2 separate regions of the Homo sapiens genome follow, and region 1 is linked to region 2. A link is an interaction called in ENCODE POLR2A ChIA-PET data of the cell type or tissue named here. Cell type or tissue: GM12878. All regions are shown on one strand. Each heading gives the region's core, and the rest is flanking DNA. Links, peaks and the distances in the headings are about the cores only. Region 1 holds the start of MIR6887 (microRNA 6887). Region 2 has its middle 8.3 kb from the start of LSR.

Region 1 (6,617 bases), core at 1,790-5,789, 120 kb after region 2:
CCCTTCAGGTCTAAAGCAACATCTGGACATCTCGGCTGGGGCAGATTCCCCATCAAAGGCAACCTGGGGGGTGCAGGCTGGTGCACTGCATGGAGTCGAGGTGGAGGTCACGTGCAGAGCTCCATGAGGTCCCGGAGCCCCCCTCTCAACCCGCTCCTACCCCGCTGGTCCCTCTGAAAGCACCGAGGGGTTGATGGCATTCCTTTCCCATTCTAAACTCCACGCAGCCAATCGCTTTCCTGGAGGAGCGCCAACCTCGAAGACAACTCAGCACTGGGCGGGTTCCCCTCTGCTGCTTGTGCGCATGCGTGCGGCCGCCCAGCAAGCTGTGCCTTTTGCGCCTCTTGCGCGTGCGCCGGGGCACAGGGAGGGACAGCGGGAGGTGTCGCGGGGAGCCTGGTGCCCTTCTAGATGGGCGACGGAGGCAAGGACAAGACGAGTCCGAGCTCAATAAATGCGCTGTGCACCCTCCCCGCCCAGTGTTGTGGATCCTTGGGAGAGGATGTCCTGTGAACGGCACAGGGCGGGGATGGTGTCCCTGGAGCAGTGCTCGGAGCGGCCCAGGTCCCAGGGAGGCGTTTCCGCAGTTCATGGTCTCTGAGTGTGGGTTCGTGGTTATGGAGGGACTCAGGGGATGTTTGAGGGATAAAACGGCATGATGAGGGGACAAGTCACGAGTTTATTGTGGGTCTCTTTTTGGGTTCATGTTTCAGGACATTGGAGGAGATATTTTTGGGTGTTTTGAGTTTTAGGCGTGTTGTGGGGTAGTTCATGAGAACATTTCGCATGCCTTATTAGGTATTGGGGAGTCTCAAGGGACTTTGAGGCTTGTTGGAAGTTCTCACACTATGTGGTCATTGTATGTTATTAAGGGTAGCATAGGGAATTATTTAACGGGCTTGCAGGGACATTTGGGTATTTGGAAAGATCTTGTAATAAAGTGAGGTCTCGGGGTAAGTGAGAGGGTCACAGGGGCTTACTATTATAAACTGTCTGAACACTTCCATCATAGCGGGACGATCCTATGTCCCAGTTTTCCTGGAATGGTCCAGGGTCCACTGGAATGTTCCAGTGTTCCATCTGGTTAGAGCTCTCTTTCATTCCTTTTGGCTACTAGTAAATCCCAAATTGCATATGAGGTTCCCATGGCTGAGGAGGCAGAGGGCGGGCCTGTGCCATGTCCCAAGCCACAAGGGAACAGGCCTGTGGGCTTTTCCCAACAAGCAGGCTCAGTGCCAGCCTCTGTGTCAGCCTCCAGGGCACGCCAACCTTCTCATGGTGCCCCAAGCCCCACCCCAATGCACACATAGGAAGTCTCCAGGCTGCTTGGGCAGAGGCACAATCATTTTAGATTAAAAAAAATTGAACAAAGAGACCCTCTTGCGAGAGGTGAGATGAGGCCCTGCCATGCAAAGGAGTCCCAGCAGAGGAGGAAGAATTCCATCCTGGAGTTCAAGTTTCTGTGCAGAGACAGGACCTGGGGACAGAGAACGGTCCTCCACCCAATTTCAGCTGGTCTGTCCTCATCAGCTTTGGGCTGAGCCTGCGGGAAGTGATGGGGTCCGTTTGTGAGGGTGGATTGAGTTCTTTTCTTTCCAGTGTGCAAACACACACATACACACACACACACACACCACTTCCGTGTTCCCCTGAGCCCCATGCTGCCCCATCTTACCTGGGGTGATGAGAGGTGGAGTCTCCCCTGGATGGTGACTAAGGAGACAAAAGTGGTGAGATTGGTGTCCGCCCCCATTTGCCCTCTCCCTCCGGATAGAGGGTTCTTAGCCTGCCCAGACATGTCTTCCTGGCTGCCTTTCCATTTGGGGGGTTGTGCAATCCCAGGGGCCAAAGCATTTCAGGATTTGGGGCCCCCTGGGGATTACCAGCTAGAAACAATAAACCTGGAAATCTTAGCGGCAGGAACTCTAAAGGGCAGAGCCCCGAGGCCTCTCCTGCTGGGAGAGTTAGCCCTTTCACCCTGAAAAGCGTCCAGTCAGCCTGAGGCGGGCATGCCGGAACAGTATCTTACCCGGACTTCTGGCCAAACTTGCATTTGCATTTTGCACCTGTTGGGGAGAGCTGAGTGGTCAGGGGAGGGGAGCCCCAGCCCCGGCCCGCCTGCTCCCCCGAGCTCCTCCACTCACTCATGACGATGATGATGCCCATGGCGCACAGAACCCCAGCGCAGATGAGCCCGCCAACCTGGAGGCTGTGCCAGTCTAGGAGGAAAGTGGAGGGGACCTCAGTGCCAGCCTGTGTCCTCTCCATCTGTCCCCCCATTCTCTTGACAAATATATATGGAGCACCTAGGATGCACAGGGTGCTGGGGACACCGCCATAAGAAAACAGACAAAATCCCAGGTGCTCACATTCTGGTTCACACACCAGCAAACACGATCTGTCGTGCAGGGTCAGGCAGAGATAAGTGGTTTGAAGAAAAATAAGTGGGGTGGGAGATGGAAAGTCAGAGGGCGGGCTGGGCATAGTGGCTGACACCTATTAGGTTGGAGCAAAAGTGATTGCGTTTTTGGCTAGACATGGTGGCTCACGCCTGATATCCCAGCACTTTGGGAGGCCAAGGTGGGCGGATCACCTGAGGTCAGGAGTTCCAGACCAGCCTGGCCAACATGGTGAAACCCCGTCTTTACTAAAAATACAAAAATTAGCCAGGCATGGTGGTAGGCGCCTGTAATCCCAGCTACTCAGCAGGCTGAGGCTGGAGAATCATTTGAACCCGGGAGGCAGAGGTTGCAGTGAGCCAAGATTGCACCATTGCACTCCAGCCAGTCACACTCTGGGTGAAAGAGCAAAATTCTGCCTCAAAAAAAAAAAATTGCATTTTTGCCATTAAAAGCAGTTGCAAAAACCACAATTACTTTTGAACCAACCTAATATAATCCCAGTGCTTTGGGACTTCAGGAGTTCAGGAGTTCTAGACCAGCTTGAGCAACATAGTGAGAACCCATCTCTACAAAGTATACAAAAATTAGCCAGGCATGGTGGTGTATGCCTGCAGTCCCAGCTATTCAGGAGGCTGAGGCAGGAGGATCGCTTGAGACCAGGAGTTTGAGGCTGCAGTGAGCTATGATTACACCACAGCACTCCAGCTTGGGCAACAGTGTGAGACGCTGTCTCTAAAACAAAAAAAAAGTCAGATGGCAGCTCTTTTAGAGGGAGTTGTCAGGGAAGGCCTCTCAGGGGGCTGCATTTGAGCAGAGGGAAGGGAGGGAGCCATGTGGTTCTGTGGAAGGAAGTGTTCCAGGCAGAGGAACCAGCAGGTGCAGAGGTCTGAGGCTGGCAGTATGTCTGCTGTGTCTGAGAGGCTTGGAGCAGAAGGAATGAGGAGCGTGGAGAGGTGAGGGCAGAGCGGGGAGTAGGGAGCAGGTCATTGGAACCTGGAGGCCAGATGAGGGTTTTGATCCAATAGCTCACCACCTCCAGGAAGTTTTCTCAAGTCAACACTTCTCCCAGCAGTTGATCTGAACCAACCAATGGCTTCTTGCAAACTGTCCTCACCTCCTGCGTGTGTCTATCTTGCTGGAATAGAACCTTCCCAAAGGCCAGGTTGCTGCCTCTAGTTCCTTTAATCCACTGTGTGGCATATTCAGTAACCCCATCCTAGTCCCTTCGTATCTTTGTCCTGTGATGCTCACGTCAGGCCCCAACCCTGTATGGGAACCCTTGGCACCAAGCAGTATGTGGGGTTGTGGGGAGGGGAAAGGGGGCACGGGCTCTCACCATAGTAGAAAGGACTGTTTTTATCTGCAAGGAAAGAAAAAAGATCATGAATCCAGGATTACAGCCAGGATGCAGGCCTTCCCCACCCAGGGGAGAATTTGGGGGTGTGACGGGTGAGAGTCCAGTCTGACTCACCTTCTAGGTCATTGGCGTCCAGGACAGGAAAGCCTAGTGGGAGAAGAGGGGAAGGAGGGGAGATGGTGATGCCGGCCTCAGCCAAGCCTTTGGGCAGGGCCTGGGGAGTTTCAGGGGCCTTGGGAAAGGGTCTCCTGCGGGACAGGGGTCCTGTCACTGAGCAGCCACCTCATCCCCTCATATCCCAACGAGGAAATGTGGACTCGCCCACTCAGCCCCACACCTCCGAGTCACGCCAGCATTCTGCCACCTGAAATGGGTTCTAATCTAGGAGGTTTTTAGCCACTATTTGGTCTCATGTTTCCAGACACGTGGTTAATCCATGCCTCCTGCAGCAGCGGGGGACTTTTCTGGTCAAGACGACAGATGGTTTCAGTTCCCAGATTCCTGTTTCCCCAAGTCCAATCATGCTCAAAGCCCATCCTCCCGCTTCCACCATGTCCACACCCACCTGGTCTGGTGTTTGCACATCATTGAAAATGACTCACTATTATACACTTAAATAGACTTTATTGAAAATGTAATTTTAGATCACTACCCTGCAGGGAATACTGGTCTTGCCCTATGTAATGGACAAAAAGTGTGCCTGTAATCCCAGAGCTTTGGGAGGCTGACGTGGAAGGATCTCTTGAGCCTGGGAGGTCAAGGCTGCAGTGAAAAAGTAAAAAGCGGGCTGGGCACAGTGGCTTAGGCCTGTAATCCCAAAACTTTGGAAGGCCGAGGCAGGAGGATCACTTGAGGTCAGGAGTTCGAGACCAGCCTGGCCAATATGGTGAAACCTTGTCTCTTCTAAAAATACAAAAGTTAGCCAGGCATGGCAGCACACGCCTGTAATGCCAGCTACTTGGGAGGCTGAGGCAGGAGAGTCGCTTGAACCTGGGAGGTGGAGGTTGCAGTGAGCCGAGATCATGCCACTGCACTCCAGCCTGGGCAACAGAGCGAGACTCTGTCTCCGAAAAAAAAAAAAGAAAAGAAAAAAGGGAAAAGTGTTTGGAAGTTAAAGATGCAGTCGCACTGAGCTGAGCCTTCTACTTGAAGTTTTTAGAGAACTGGCAGGGCAGTTATCTTCTTTCAGTGCTTTGAAGGTGTCATTTCATCATCTTCTCTAGCTTCCGTTATTTCTGTTTAATAGTCAATCAAGGCCAGTGCAGTGTGGCTCATGCCTGTAATCCCAGCACTTTGGAAGGCTGAGGTGGGAGGATCAAACTCAGCCAGGAGTTTGAGACCAGCTTGGGCAACACAGTGAGACCTCGTCTCTGCAAAAAATCAAAAATGCACTGGGCATGGTGGCGTGTGCCTGGCATTCTAGCTGTGTAGGAGGCTAAGAGAGTAGGATCGCTTGACCCCAGGAGTTCAAGGCTGTAGTGAACTGTGATTGCGCCATTGCACTCCAGCCTGAGCAACAGAGACTCCCTTTCAAAAACAAAAACAAAAACAAAAACAAAAACAAAAAAAGCCAAAAAAAAAGAAGAGATCGAGAGAATGGGGAAGACGGTGACTTTCCAGCTGTGTGAGCCAGCTCTTCTCGTGTATCCCCGGCTATCACTAGTCTGACTTTTCTTACCCTCAGGGAGATGCTGTTCTAACATTTACCACCTTCCCGGGGAGGTAGAAAAGCACAGGAGAGAGACAGAGGTTGGATCCCCGCATCCAGGGGATCCAGAGGAAAAGGCAGACGGGGGATGGGTACTCACCTGCCAGGAACACAAGCAGGCCCAGGGTCACCTTCTGCATGTCAGAGCGCTGGCCTAGAGGGGTGGCGGGAGGTCTGGCCTTAGCAGAGCCACCGGGAGGCTGGCCCTGTGCCTGTGGCTCCCCAACCCTCCTCCCCTGCTCCCCAGGCAGGGTGCGCAGCTCACCCGGGACAGGAAGGCTGGCATCTCGCTGGGCTGAGAGATAAGCCGCAGCTGCACCGTGGAGTGGGGACTGGGTGAAACTCGGGCCTGAGGCGGGAGGAGCCATAATAACTCACTGGACATGGACTTCAGGCTTTCTGGGAATCGCCCCGCAACCAAACAAGGGCGCCACTGCCCGCTGTTGTCCTCACTGGACAGATGGGGAGACTGAGGCTCTGAGAGGTGAAACTAGGTGCTCTAGCCAGGAAGTAGGATTTAAGCCAGGCCTGGCTCCCCAGCAGCTGCTCCTAACTAGGGACTGTCAGGGCCTTGGGGTGTTTGGGGAAGCGGGGCATTGGGAGCCAGGCGGCAGGAGGCCCGCTTCCCAGGAGTGTCTCCGTAGACCGCTCAGAGCCTGCCCGGCCCTGCCAGGACATTGCAGACTTCAGGCTGAGGACTGAGCAGGTTCTTCAAGCTGCTTGGGGGTGGGGTGGTGTGTGGAGGAATTGACGTGAGGCTGGGACTGGGGGTAGAGGGGGACTCTACCTCCTGGCTGCAGCCCTAGCTCCATCTCTGTTCCCCCGAACCTCCTGCCCCTCATCCCACACCCATGCCCTTCCCGGTCCCAGCCCTGGCTCTGCCTAGCCGGGGTCCCCAGCCCAGCCCCTGACCCTACCCTAGGCCCAGCAGAGTTCCTGGTGACAGCAAACACTTTCTCTTTCCCAGGTAGACCTGCTCAGCATAAGGAACTCGTTTCTCTCTCCTTCCTGACCTGGCATCAGTCCTGCCCTCTCACCAGCCTGCAAGGCTGCACCAAGCCCTGGCCTCCGAGCATGCCCTCCCCTGCCCTGTCCCTGCCCTGTCCCTGCCCAAATGCTGAGTGCATAGTTATCATAATTGTTTTTTTTT
Region 2 (12,378 bases), core at 4,849-8,848:
CCCCAATGACTGCACTATTGTACATTCCCACCAGCAATGCACGGAGGATTCCAATTTCTCCACATCCCCACCAAAACTTATTATCCATTTTCTTGATTATGGCCATCCTGGTTAGTGTGAAGTGGCATCTCATTGTGGTTGTAATCTGCATTTCCCCAATGACTAACGATGTTGAGCATATTTCCACGAATTTATTGTCCATTAGTATATCTTCTTTGGAGAAGTGTCTATTCAAGTACTTTGCCCATTTTTGAATTGGGTTGTTTGTTTTTTTGTTGTCAAGTTGTAGGAGTTCTATATATATTTTGAATATTAATCCCTTGTTAGATATATGATCTGCAAATATTTTCTTCCATTCTCCAGGTTTTTTCACTTTCTTGATAGTGTCCTTTGGTGCACAAAAGTTCTTAATTTGATGAAGTTCAATTTACCTACTATTTTTTCTTCCTTGTACTTTTGGTATCCTATTTATGCAGTTGTTGCCAAGTCCAATGTGATGAAGATTTTCAACAATATTTTCTTCTAAGAGTTTTATAGTTTTAACTCTTAAATTGAGTCTTTGAGCCACTTTATTTTATTTCATTTTATTTTTTGAGACTGAGTCTCACTTTGTCGCCCAGGTTGGAGTGCAGTGGTGTGATCTCCGCTTACTGCAACCTCCACCTGCCGGGTTCAACCGATTCTCATGCCTCAGCCTCCCGAGTATTTGGGATTACAGGTGCATGCCACCACACTGGGTTAATTTTTGTATTTTTAGAAGAGATGGGGTTTCACCATGTTGGCCAGGCTGGTCTCGAACTCCTGACCTCAAGTAATCTACCTGCCTTGGCTTCCCAAAGTGCTCACATAGGTGTGAGCCACTGCACCCGGCCTGGGCCATTTTAATTTTAGTATGTGGTAGAAGGGTCCAACTTCATTTTTTTGCATATGGATATTCAGTTTTCCCTCTACCATTTGTTGAAAACACTGTCCTTTTCCCATTAAGTGGTCTTGGCTTCCTTGTCAAAAATCAATTAATCATATATGTGAGGGTTTGTTTCTCGGTTCTGTATTCTATTTCATTGATCTATACGCCTATCCTTATGCAAGTACCATATGTTTTAATTACTATAGCTCTGTAGTAAGTTCACAGATGGAAAGTGTGAGTCCTCTAACTTTATTCTTCTCTTTCAGTATTGTTTTGGTTATTGGGGGCCCCTTAAAACTCCATATGAATTTGAGGATCTGCTTCCATTTCTTTGGGAAAAGACGTTGGAATTTTGATCAGCATTGTGTTGAATCTGTAGATTGTTTTGGGTAGTATTGACATTTTTAATGTTAAGTCTTTCTATCCATGAACACATCTTGCCATTTATGCCATTTATTTAGATACTTGTTAATTTATTTTATCAATCTTTTTTTTTTTTTTTTTTTTTTTTTGAGACTGAGTCTTGCTCTGTCACCCAGGCTGGAGTGCAGTGGCCCAATCTCAGCTCACTGCAAGCTCCGCCTCCCAGGTTCACGCCATTCTCCTGCCTCAGCCTCCTGAGTAGCTGGGACTACAGGCGCCCACCACCACGCCCGGCTAATTTTTTGTAGTTTTAGTAGAGATGGGGTTTCATCGTGTTAGCCAGGATGGTCTCGATCTCCTGACCTCGTGATCCGCCCGCCTCGGCCTTCCAAAGTGCTGGGATTACAGGCTTGAGCCACCGTGCCAGGCCTTATTTTAGCAATCTTTTGTCATTTTCAGTGTACAAGTCTTTCACCTCATTGGTTAGATTTATTCCTAAGTATTTAATTGTTTTAGATGCTGTTGTAAATGAAATTGTTTTCTCAATTTCCTCTTCGGATTGTTCAGTGCTGGTGCATAGAAACATGACTGATTTTTGTGTGTTGATCTGGTACCCTGCAACTTGTTTATTAACTGTAGTAGCTGTCTTGTGAATTCTTTTGGATTTTCTATACATAGATCGTGTCATCTGTGAATAGAGATAGTTTTACTGCTTTCTTTCCAATCTGAATGACTTTTATTTCCTTTTTCTGTCTGATAGCTCTGGGTGGAACTTCCAATACAGTGTTCAATAGCCATGGTGAAAATGGCCATCTTTGTCTTACTCCTGATCTTAGGGGGAAAGCTTTCAATCTTTCACCATTGAGTATGATGATAGCTGTGAGTTTTTCATAAATACCCTTTATCACATTGAGGAATTTTCCCTGTATGATTAGTTTTCTGTTTTTTTTTTTTTAATCATGAAGGTGTGTTGAATTTTGTCAAATACCTTTTCTGTATTAATTCAGATGATCATGTGTGTGTTTTTTACCTTCATTCTAATAATGTGATGTATTACATTGATTAATTTTCTTATGTTGAACCACCCTTGCATTCCTGCATAAATCATACTTGGATATTTGAGTAATCCTTTTAATATGCTAATGAACTTGATTTGCTAATTTTTTTGAGGATTTTTGTATCTATATTCATATGGGATATTAGTCTGTAATTTTCTTTTCTAGTGATTTCTTTATTTGGCTTTGGTATTATGGTAATACTGGCTGCACAGAATGAGTTAGAAAGTGTTTCCTTCTCTTCAATTTTTTGGAAGTTTGAAAATTATTTGTGTGAATTCTTCTTTAAATGTTTGGTTGAACTAACTCATGAAGCCATCTGGTTTAAGATTTTTCTTTGCTAGGTGGTTTAAAATTAGTGGTATTGCCACTTTCATTTCTGATTTTAGTTATTTGCGTCTTCTCTCTTTGGTGCTTCATCAGTCTCACCAAAGGTTTGCCAATTTTGTTAATCTTTTCAAAAAACCAACTTTTGGTTTTACAGATTTTTTTGTCTATTCTCTTTCTCTATTTTATGAGTTTCTGCTCTAGTCTCTATTATTTCCTTTCTTCTGCTGGCTTTGGGTTTTGTTTGCTCTACTTTTTCTAGTTCCATAAGATGTAAGTCAGGTTATTAATTTGAGATAGTTATTCTTTTTACATGGGCATTAATAGCTATTAATTTCCCTCTGAGCACTGTTTTTGGGGCATCTCATAAGTTTGGTATATTTTGTTTTCTTTCCTACTTGTCCCTAAGTATTTTCTGATTTCCTTTGTGATTTCTTCTTTGACCTGTTGGTTGTTTAAGAGAATGTTGTTTAATTTTCACATATTTGTGAATTTTCATTTTTCCTTCTATTATTGATTTCTAACTTTATCTTGTTGTGATCAAAGAAAAGAGTTCGTTTGATAGGTATTTTAAAATCTACTGAGATTTAACTTATGCCTCAACATGTCATCTATCATAGAGAATGTCTCATGTGTACTTGGATTTTTTTTTTAATTGGGTGAGTGTTCCATATGTATCTGTTAGGTCTAGTTGGTTTTTGTGTTGTTCAAGTCCACTATATTTTTACTTACTTTCTGTCTGTGTGTTCTATCCATTATTGAAAGTGGGATTTTGAACTCTCCAACTATTATGGTAGAACTGTGTATTTCTCCTTTGAGTCTATCAATTTTTGCTTTATATTTTGAGGTCTGTTATTAGGTGCAGAAATGTTTATAACTGTTACATCTTATTGAGATATTTAACTTTTTATTAATTTGTAATGTCTGTCTTGTCTCTTGTAAATTGTTTTGATTTAAAGTCTATTTTGTCTGATATTCGCATAGCCACTCAAGCTATCTTTTGGTTACTGTTTGCATGGAATATCATTTTCCATATCTTTTGCTTTGAACATATTCGTGCCTTTGGATCTAACATGAATCCTTTATAGACAGCGTATTGTTGGGTGGTTTTTAAAAATACATTCTGGAAATCTCCATCTTGATTTAAAGAAATGACTATCAGCAAAATTACTGCCATTTTGCTACTTGTTTTCTATATACCTTATGGCTTTTTGTCCCTCATTTTCTCCATTACTGTTTATGTTTAATTTTTTTTTTGTAGCGAAATGTTTTGATTCTCTTTTCATTTCCAGTTGTGTATATTTTGTAGCTTTTTATTTTGTGGTTATAGAGGAGATTATATTATATATAAAACCTAAAATTATAATACTCCAATTTACATTTATACCAGCTTAATTTCGATAGTATATATATAAACTCTGCTCTTATATAGCTCTGTCACTCCTTTTCCTTTTTCTTTCTTTTTTTTTTTTTTTGAGATGGAGCCTTGCTCTGTCACCCAGGCTGGAGTGCAATGGTGCAATCTTGGCTCACTGCAGCCTCTGCCACCTGGGTTCAAGCAATTCTGCTGCCTCTGCCGCCCCAGTAGCTGGGATTACAGGTGTCTGCCACCATGCTCGGCTAATTTTATTTTTCTATTTTTAGTAGAGATGAGATTTCGCCATGTTGGCCAGGCTGCTCTTGAACTCCTGACCTCAGGTACCTCAAGTGATCCACCTGCCTCTGCCTCCCAAAGTGCTGGGATTACAGGCATGAGCCACCATACCTGGCCTCTGTCATTCCTTTTCTGTTGTCAGTGTCACAAATCACACCTATATACATTGTTTTCCCAATAATGAAGATTAATAATTGTTTTCATCCATTTTATTTTATATCATGTAGACAATAAAAAGTGAAATTATAAACTCAAATTATGATAACAGTAGCTTTTATAATTGCTCATGTATTTACCTTTAGCAGAGATTTTAATTTTTTTCTTCATGTCTTCAAATTACTGTCTGCACTCTTTCATTTCAACCTGAAGGACTTCGTTTAGCATTTCTAGTAGGGAAGGACTAGTGGTAATGAACTCCCTCAGCTTTTGTTTATCCAGGAATATCTGAACTTCTTCCTCATTGTTGGAGGATAGATTGGGTAGCTATAGAATTCTTGGTTGATAGGTCTTTTTTTTCTTCTTCTTCTTTTGGCATGTCAAGTGTATTAACCCACTGCCTTTGGCATCCAAGGTTTCTAATGATAAATCTGCCAATAATCTTATTGAGGATTTCTTGAATGTAACAAGTTGCTTCTCTCTTGCTGCTTTCAAGATTGTTTCTTTGGCTTTGGCTTTTTACAGTTTGATTATAATGTGTCTCAGCTTGAATCTCTGGGTTTTTCATACTTGGAGTTTATTGAGTTTTTAGATTTGTTGATTCATGTCTATCATCAAATTTGGGAAGTTTTCAATCTTATTTCTTAAAATTACAATTCTTTCTTCCTCTTTTTCTCTCTCTTCTCCTTCTGGACCTCCCATAATATGTATGTTGGTCTCCTCTGTGGTGTCCCACAGATCCTTTAGGCTCTGTTCAGCTTTCTTTAATCTTTTTTCTTCCTGTCCCTCAGACTCAATAAATTTTCCTGTCACCAAGTTTGCTGATTTTTCTTCTGCCTGCTCAAATCTGTTTTTGAGCCCCTTCAGTGAATTTTTTATTTCAGTTAATTGTATTTTTAGCTCCAGAATTTTCCTTTTGGTTCCTTTTTGCATTTTCTGTCTTTTTGCTGATATTCTTCTTTTGTTCATACATCATTTTTCTGTCTTCGTCTATGTCTCCTTTAGCTGTTTGAGCATCTTTGAGACAGTTATTTATGTCTTTGTCTAGTAAGTCTACCACCTGGGCTTCCTCAGGTATTGTTTATTTATTTTTTCTTTGAATGGGCCATACTCTCTTGTTTCTTTGTATGTATGTCTTGTGACTTTTTTGTTGAAAATGGACATTTGAATCTTACAATGTGCTAACTCTGGAAATCAGCTTTTCCCCATTCCCCAGGGTTTGCTGGTTTTTTTGTTTGTTTATTGTTATAAGATGTATCTGTGCTAGAATCAACCTAAAATGAAAGCTTATGATCATCTTAGGTCTTTTCTGAATTTGCATCTTTCCCTGAGCTTGTGCAGTGACTTTCTAAATTCCCTTGTATGCACAGTTGCTTTTGAATATCCTAATCCCTAAATGTCCACCTTCCAAAGGGAACAAAAGGGGAGAAAATCCAGTGGCTATCCCTTTATACCTTCTGGAAGCCAGTTCAGCTGGTGGGGATTAAGCCAATCATGGCCCACCCCCTGTGTCTGCACAACCATGATCAGAAGTAGTAATCCAGAGTCCCAACACAGAACTCTGATATTTGGAGGATGAGTCCATATTGCTAACCCCTAGATAATAATACTGGCTGATACTTTATAGATAACATCTCATCAAATCCACACAAGAGCACTATGTGGCCAGTACAATTAAAATCCTTTGAAAATAAGGAAACGGAGGGTCACAGAGTGAAAGCCATTTGATCAGTCTTTCATTGCTGGAAGAGACTTCACTGAAGTTCCTCATCTATGTAAGAAAGAGAAAGCAGCCTCTAACAGCTGGGAGCTGGCCTAACAGTAACAACTGGGTCTTGGTGTTGCTAGCAGCTTGTCTAGAATGCACTGTTAGGTCATGATGTTCTCCTGTTGAAGGTGAACAATGTTCACAGAACAACAACAACAAAGGCCTGTCTGTGACTCTGATGCATCTAGATAGAAACAAGACTGCTCTGTAATTATGCCTGCACAGAGACAAAACAGGAACACTGTCCAAACCACAAAATATCAAGCATCCCCTTCTCTCAGCTGATCTGAATGGCTGCTGTTTCTTTACCAATTTCAGTTTTAGCTTTGCTCCGTTCTTCTCACCTTCTAGAAAAGATAGAATTGGTTACACTCGTGGTGGGCAAAGGACATGACCAAACACTTTTCAAAAGAAAATATACATCTGGCCAAGAATCATATAAAAAAGCTCAACATCACTAATCATTAGTGAAACGCAAATCAAAACCACCATGAGATACCATCTCACATCAGTCAGAATGGCTATTATTAAAAAGTCAAAAAACAACATGCTGGCGAGGTTGCAGAGAAAAAGGAATGCTTACACACTGTTGGTGGGAGTGTTAATTAGCATGTAAGACAGTGTGGCAATTCCTCAAAGACCTAAAAACAGAACTACCATTCAACCTAACAAGCCCATTACTGGGTATACACCCAAAGAAATATAAATTGTTCTATCATAAAGACACATGCACACTTATATTCATTGCAGCACTATTCACAATAGCAAAGACATAGGATCAACCTAAATGTCCATCAATGGTAGACTGGATTAAAAAAATGTGGTACATATACACTATGGAATACTATGCAGCCATAAAAAAGAATGAAATCATGCCCTTTGCAGGAACAAGAATGGAGCTGAAGGTCATTATCCTTAGCAAACTAATGCAGAAAGAGAAAACTAAATACCGCATGTTCTCCCTTATAAGTGGAATCTAAATGATGAGAACACAAATACATAAAGGGGAACAACACACACTGGAGCCTATCAGAGGGTAGAGTGTGGGAGGAGGGAGAGGATCAGGAAAAATAGCTAAGGGGTACTAGGCTTAATACCTGGGTGATGAAATTATATGTACAACAAACCCCCATGATATAAATTTACCTCTATAAGAAACCTGCACACATACCCCTGAACTTAAAATCAAAAGTTTGAAAAAAAAGAATTGGTTACACTTTTTGATAGCACCCAACCCAAAGCAAATCCCCACTTCTTTGAATCCTTCCCACAATCATACAACACAGCCCAAATTCTGTTAGTCTTCTCTGACACCTTCCTGAGACACCACACCATTCCCCATGGTGTACATCTGCCCTCACTGCAGCAAGTCAAAAAACCTAACTTTGTTCATAGGTGCATGCCTGATTGTCTTTGGCTGATGGGTATTCACATAGCAAACCTGTTCCCACCTCAAGACCTTTGCATGTGCGGTGTGCTTAGTTCAGACCTTGCTTTCTCTGGATTTTTTTTTTTTTTTTTTTTTTTTTTTGAGACAGAGTCTCACTCTGTCACCCAGGCTAGAATGCAGTGGCACAATCTCAGCTCACTACAACCTCCACCTCCCAGGTTGAAGCAATTCTCCTGTCTCAGCCTTCTGAGTAGCTGGGATTATAGGCGTGCACCACCACACCTGGATAATTTTTGTATCTTTAGTAGAGATGGGGTTTCACCATGTTGGCCAGGCTGGTCTTGAACTCATGATCTCAGGTGCTCCACTTGCCTCAGCCTCCCAAAGTGCTGGGATCACAGGCATGAGCCGCTGTGTGAATCTTCATAACCATCTTATATAGGTCTGCTCAAATGTCACTTCTTCAGAGAAGCCTTCTCTTCTCACCTACCTCTCTCCCCACAGGCTGGGCATGGTGTCCCACACCTGTAATCCCAGTACTTTGGGAGGCTGAGACAGGAGGATAGTTTGAGGCTGTAAGTTTAAGACAAGCCTCTACATGGTGTATACATTTTCTTTATCCAGTCTACCATCTCTACCAAAAATTTTAAAAATTAGCTAGGCATGGTGGCACGTCCCTGTAGTCCTAGCTACTTAGGAGGCTGAGACAGGAGAATCACTTGAACCCAGGAGTTTCAGGCTGCAGTGAGCTATGATTACACCACTGCACTCCAGCCTGGGTGACAGAATGAGACCCTGTCTCAAAACAAATGAATAAATAAAAATAAAATAGTCTCTATATTAGTTGGCTAGGGCTGCCATAACAAACACCAGAGACTGGGTGGTTTAAACAACAGAAATTTATTTCTTCGCAATTCTGTAAGCTAGAAGTCCAAAATCAAGGTGTTGGCAGGTTTGGTTTCATTCTGAGGCCTTTCTTCTTGGTGTGCAGATGGTTCCCTTTTCACTATGTCCTCACATGGTCATCCCTCTGCCTGGGTTCTAATTCCCTCATCTTTTAAGGGCACTAGTCATATTGGATTAGAACCCACTCTAACAACCCTATTTTAACTTAATTACCTCTTTAAAAGCCCTGTTTCCCAATACAGTCATATTCTGAGGTATTGGGGGTCAGTGTTTCAACATATGAACTTGTGGGGTCATAATTCATCCCCTAATAGTCTCCATCCCCAATCTCTCTTTGCGCCTTCTTTTTTTCTTCAAAGCATTTACCATGACCTGATGTTTTATTAGTCATTTATTTGTTTACCATCTGTGTATTAGTCTATTTGCTTGCTACTATGAAGAAATATCTGAGACTGGGTAATTTCTAAAGAAAAAGATGTTTAATGGACTCAGAGCTGCACATGGCTGGGGAGGCCTCATAATCATGGCAGAAGGCAAAGGAGGAGCAAAGGCGTGTCTTACATGGCGGCAGGCAAGCAACTGTGTGTAGGGGAACTGCCCTTTATAAAACCATCAGATCTCACCAGGCATGGTGGCTCATGCCTGTAATCCCAGCACTTTGGGAGGCCGAGGCAGGTGGATCATTTGAGGTCAGGAGCTCAAGACCAGCCTGGCCAACATGGTGAAACCCCCTCTCTACTAAAAATATGAAAATTAGCTGGGCATGGTGGTGCACATCTGTAATTCCAGCTACTCAGGAGGCTGAGGCACAAGAATCGCTTGAACCAGGGAGGCAGAGGTTGCTGTCAGCTGAGATCGTGCCACTGCACTTCAGCCTGGGCAGCAGCAGAGTGAGACTCTCCCTCAAAAAAAAAAAAAAAAAAAAAAGAAAGAAAGAAAGAAAGAAAAAAACCATCAGATCTTGTGAGACTTATTCACTATCATGAGAATAGCATGGGAAAAACCTGCTCTCATGATTCAATTACCTCCCATCGGGTCCTTCCCATGACACGTGGGGATTATGAGAGCTACAATATGAGATGAGGTTTGGGTGGGGACACAGCCAAACCATATCACTGACCAAAGCATTCAATTGCCAGTTCATGATTTGCTATACTCCCTTATCCTGCCATAGCAACTAATGATGTTGCAGATGGTACCACCTCTGTTAGCCACAGTATCTGAAGGGACTTTGTGGAGTATAGCTCTCCCCAGCCAAATTTGGACATGTCGCATGAAAAAAAATTTTATTAAGCCACTAAGATTTTAGAATCCTTTGTTACATAGCATAACTTAACCTATCCTGACTAATACATCCCCACTAGGATGTAAGCTCCAAGAGGTCAGGGACTTAGCCTGGATCCTTGGTGTCTGGTGCAAGGTGGATGAGTGATATGGTTTGGTTTTGTGTCCCCGCCCAAGTCTCATCTTGAATTGTAATCCCCACAGGTCAAGGGAGGGACCCAGTGGAAGGTAATTGGATTATGGGAGTGGTTTCTCCCGTGCAGTGAGGGAGTTCTCATGAGATCTGATGCTTTAAAAGTAGCTGGCAGTTCCCTAATTGCTGTCTCTTTGCTGCCACCTTGTGAAGGTGCCTGCTTCCCTTTCGCCTTGCACCATGATTGGAAGTTTCCTGAGGCCTCCCCAGCCATGCAGAACTGTGAGTCAATTAATCTTCTTTTCCTTATAAATTTACCAGTCTCCAGTAGTTCTGGCCGGGTGCTGTGGCTCACATCTGTATTCCCAGCACTTTGGGAGGCCGAGGCGGGCAGATCACTTGAGGTCAGGAGTTCAAGACCAGCCTGGTCAACATGGTGAAACCCCGTCTCTACTAAAAATACAAAAATCAGCTGGGCATGGTGGTACATGCCTGTAATCCCACCTACTTGGGAGGCTGAGGGAAGAGAATTGCTTGAACCTGGGAGGCAAAGGCTGTAGTGAACCAAGATTGCACCACCGCACTCCAGCCTGGGGGCTAGAGAGTGAGACTCTGTCTCAAAAAAAAAAAAAAAGGAAAGTCTCAGCAACTTGCCTGGGGTCATGTGGCTCACACAGTGCCTGGCACAATTCTGGTACAACTAATATTTTCCCATCAGTCAATGCTGTGGAAGACATGGTTGGCTACACCAAATCAGCATTCTTTTCTACAACTCCCCTGCATACAAAACCCTGATTTTGTCTGGGTCTTCAGTGGCTTCTGCTAAGAAAAAGCTGACCTTACCCAATCCTAGGCAACAAATTCTAATTGGTTTAAGCCAACGATGTAAGCTTCATTTATTTTCAGAGATTGGTTTAGACCTGGGCATGGGCCCCAATCCTGGCCAGTAGAACTTTAGGGGAGAGCTGATGTGAGGATTTTGGAAATGGTTTTAACTCTGTGATATAAAGGAGAACACCAGAGGAAAAATCCCTTGTAATAGACATTAGCCATGGAAATCATTACTGCCATTTGCCAAAAGATTCCTGGAAATAGTAGAGTTCCATTTTTTTTTTTTTTTTTTTGAGATGGAGTCTTGCTCTGTCGCCCAGGCTGGAGTGCAGTGGCGCGATCTCGGCTCACTGCAAGCTCCGCCTCCCAGGTTCACGCCATTCTGCTGCCTCAGCCTCCCCAGCAGCTGGGACTACAGGTGCACACCGCCACGCCCGGCGAATTTTTTTGTATCTTTAATAGAGATGGGGTTTCACGGTGTTAGCCAGGATGGTCTCGATCTCCTGACCTCGTGATCCGCCGCCTCAGCCTCCCAAAGTGCTGGGATTACAGGCGTGAGGCACGGCGCCCAGCTAGAGTTCAATTTCTTTTGTTGGCTTGGTGGATTGGTGGTGCCATGTAGCTGTTTCTAGCCAATGGTTTGTGAGCAAGCGACATGACATGTGTTACTTAAGGGCAAAGCATTTAATGTAGACCCAAAATCTTACAGAGAGCTCTTTCTTTCTCCTTGGAAGAAACTGAAAATGTTTGAGATGGCAGTTGCGCCATCACCCTGGATTCCTGAGTGATTCCAATACCAATGCACAATGAGTAAAAAGTAAACCTTAGTTGTTTTATGTGGTTGAGATTTGGGGGGAATTTTTTTTTTTTTTTTTTTAGATGAAGTCTTGCTCTGTCACCCAGGCTGGAGTGCAGTGGCATGATCTCAGCTCACTGCAACATCCACCTCCCGGGTTCAAGTGATCTTCCTGCCTTAGCCTCCCAAGTAGCTGGGACTTCAGGTGCATGCCACCACACCTGGCTAATTTGTGTATTTTTAGTAAAGACAGGGTTTTGTCATTTTTTGTATTTTTAGTAGAGACAGGGTTGGCTAGGTTGGTCTCAAACTCCTGACCTCAGGTGATCTGCCCTCCTTAGCCTCCCAAAGTGCTGGGATTACAGGCGTGAGCCACCACACCTGGCTGGAAGTTTATTATAGTAGCAAATAACTTATCTAGATTGATACCAAAATAGTATCAGGAGTAGGGTGCTGAGGTAATCAAAAATAAAAAGACAGCATTGGCTTAGATACCTTTGGGACTAAGACACTTATTTGAAACCAGAAGGATGGAGGCTGTTGCCTGAGATACTCTGGAAGGCAGATAATGTATTTAATGGACTTGTAGCTTTCAAGGAAGCTGCTGGAATATAAGATGTTAGCAGTATAAGTTGGCCAAAGTTAGCTAAAAATTGAGAAGGGCTTTGAGAGATAAAGTCCAATTAGAATTCAGCTTTTGACAAGGATAAAATCAAAAGTATAAGCCTAGGTAAATAATTATTACCCATTGTTTAAAAATTCTCTGAATGAATTAAGATACTACCAGAAAACGCTTTCAGGTGGACAA

What was found. ChIA-PET counts read pairs that join two places held together with the same protein. Peaks named below come from ENCODE experiments on the same cell type or tissue, not always from the same donor. Only the 100,000 strongest peaks of a DNase experiment are listed, where the experiment ranks them.
Region 1: POLR2A ChIA-PET joins it to region 2 with 7 read pairs; 2 of 35 experiments call an interaction of 5 or more read pairs at or near these places.

The regions. Positions count from the first base shown.
Region 1 is chr19:35,118,367-35,124,983 of GRCh38, reverse strand. FXYD3 (FXYD domain containing ion transport regulator 3) reads right to left here. Exons shown (of 9, transcript NM_005971.4): 3 at 5,568-5,621; 4 at 3,874-3,906; 5 at 3,739-3,762; 6 at 2,145-2,219; 7 at 2,030-2,066; 8 at 1,676-1,713; 9 at 660-1,543. The coding sequence starts at 5,607. The coding sequence ends at 1,527. MIR6887 (microRNA 6887) reads right to left here and starts at 2,284; the gene lies at 2,220-2,284. LGI4 (leucine rich repeat LGI family member 4) reads left to right here. Exons shown (of 9, transcript NM_139284.3): 9 at 1-471. RefSeq lists enhancers at 590-679, 950-1,837, 1,838-2,727. In GM12878, for the core only: no CTCF peak of the experiment used is centred there; no DNase peak of the experiment used is centred there.
Region 2 is chr19:35,234,499-35,246,876 of GRCh38, reverse strand. No RefSeq gene overlaps it. Among named protein-coding and RNA genes, the nearest start is that of LSR, 8.3 kb to the left of the region's middle. In GM12878, for the core only: no CTCF peak of the experiment used is centred there; a DNase peak (open chromatin) is centred at 6,376; H3K27ac peaks cover 256 bases.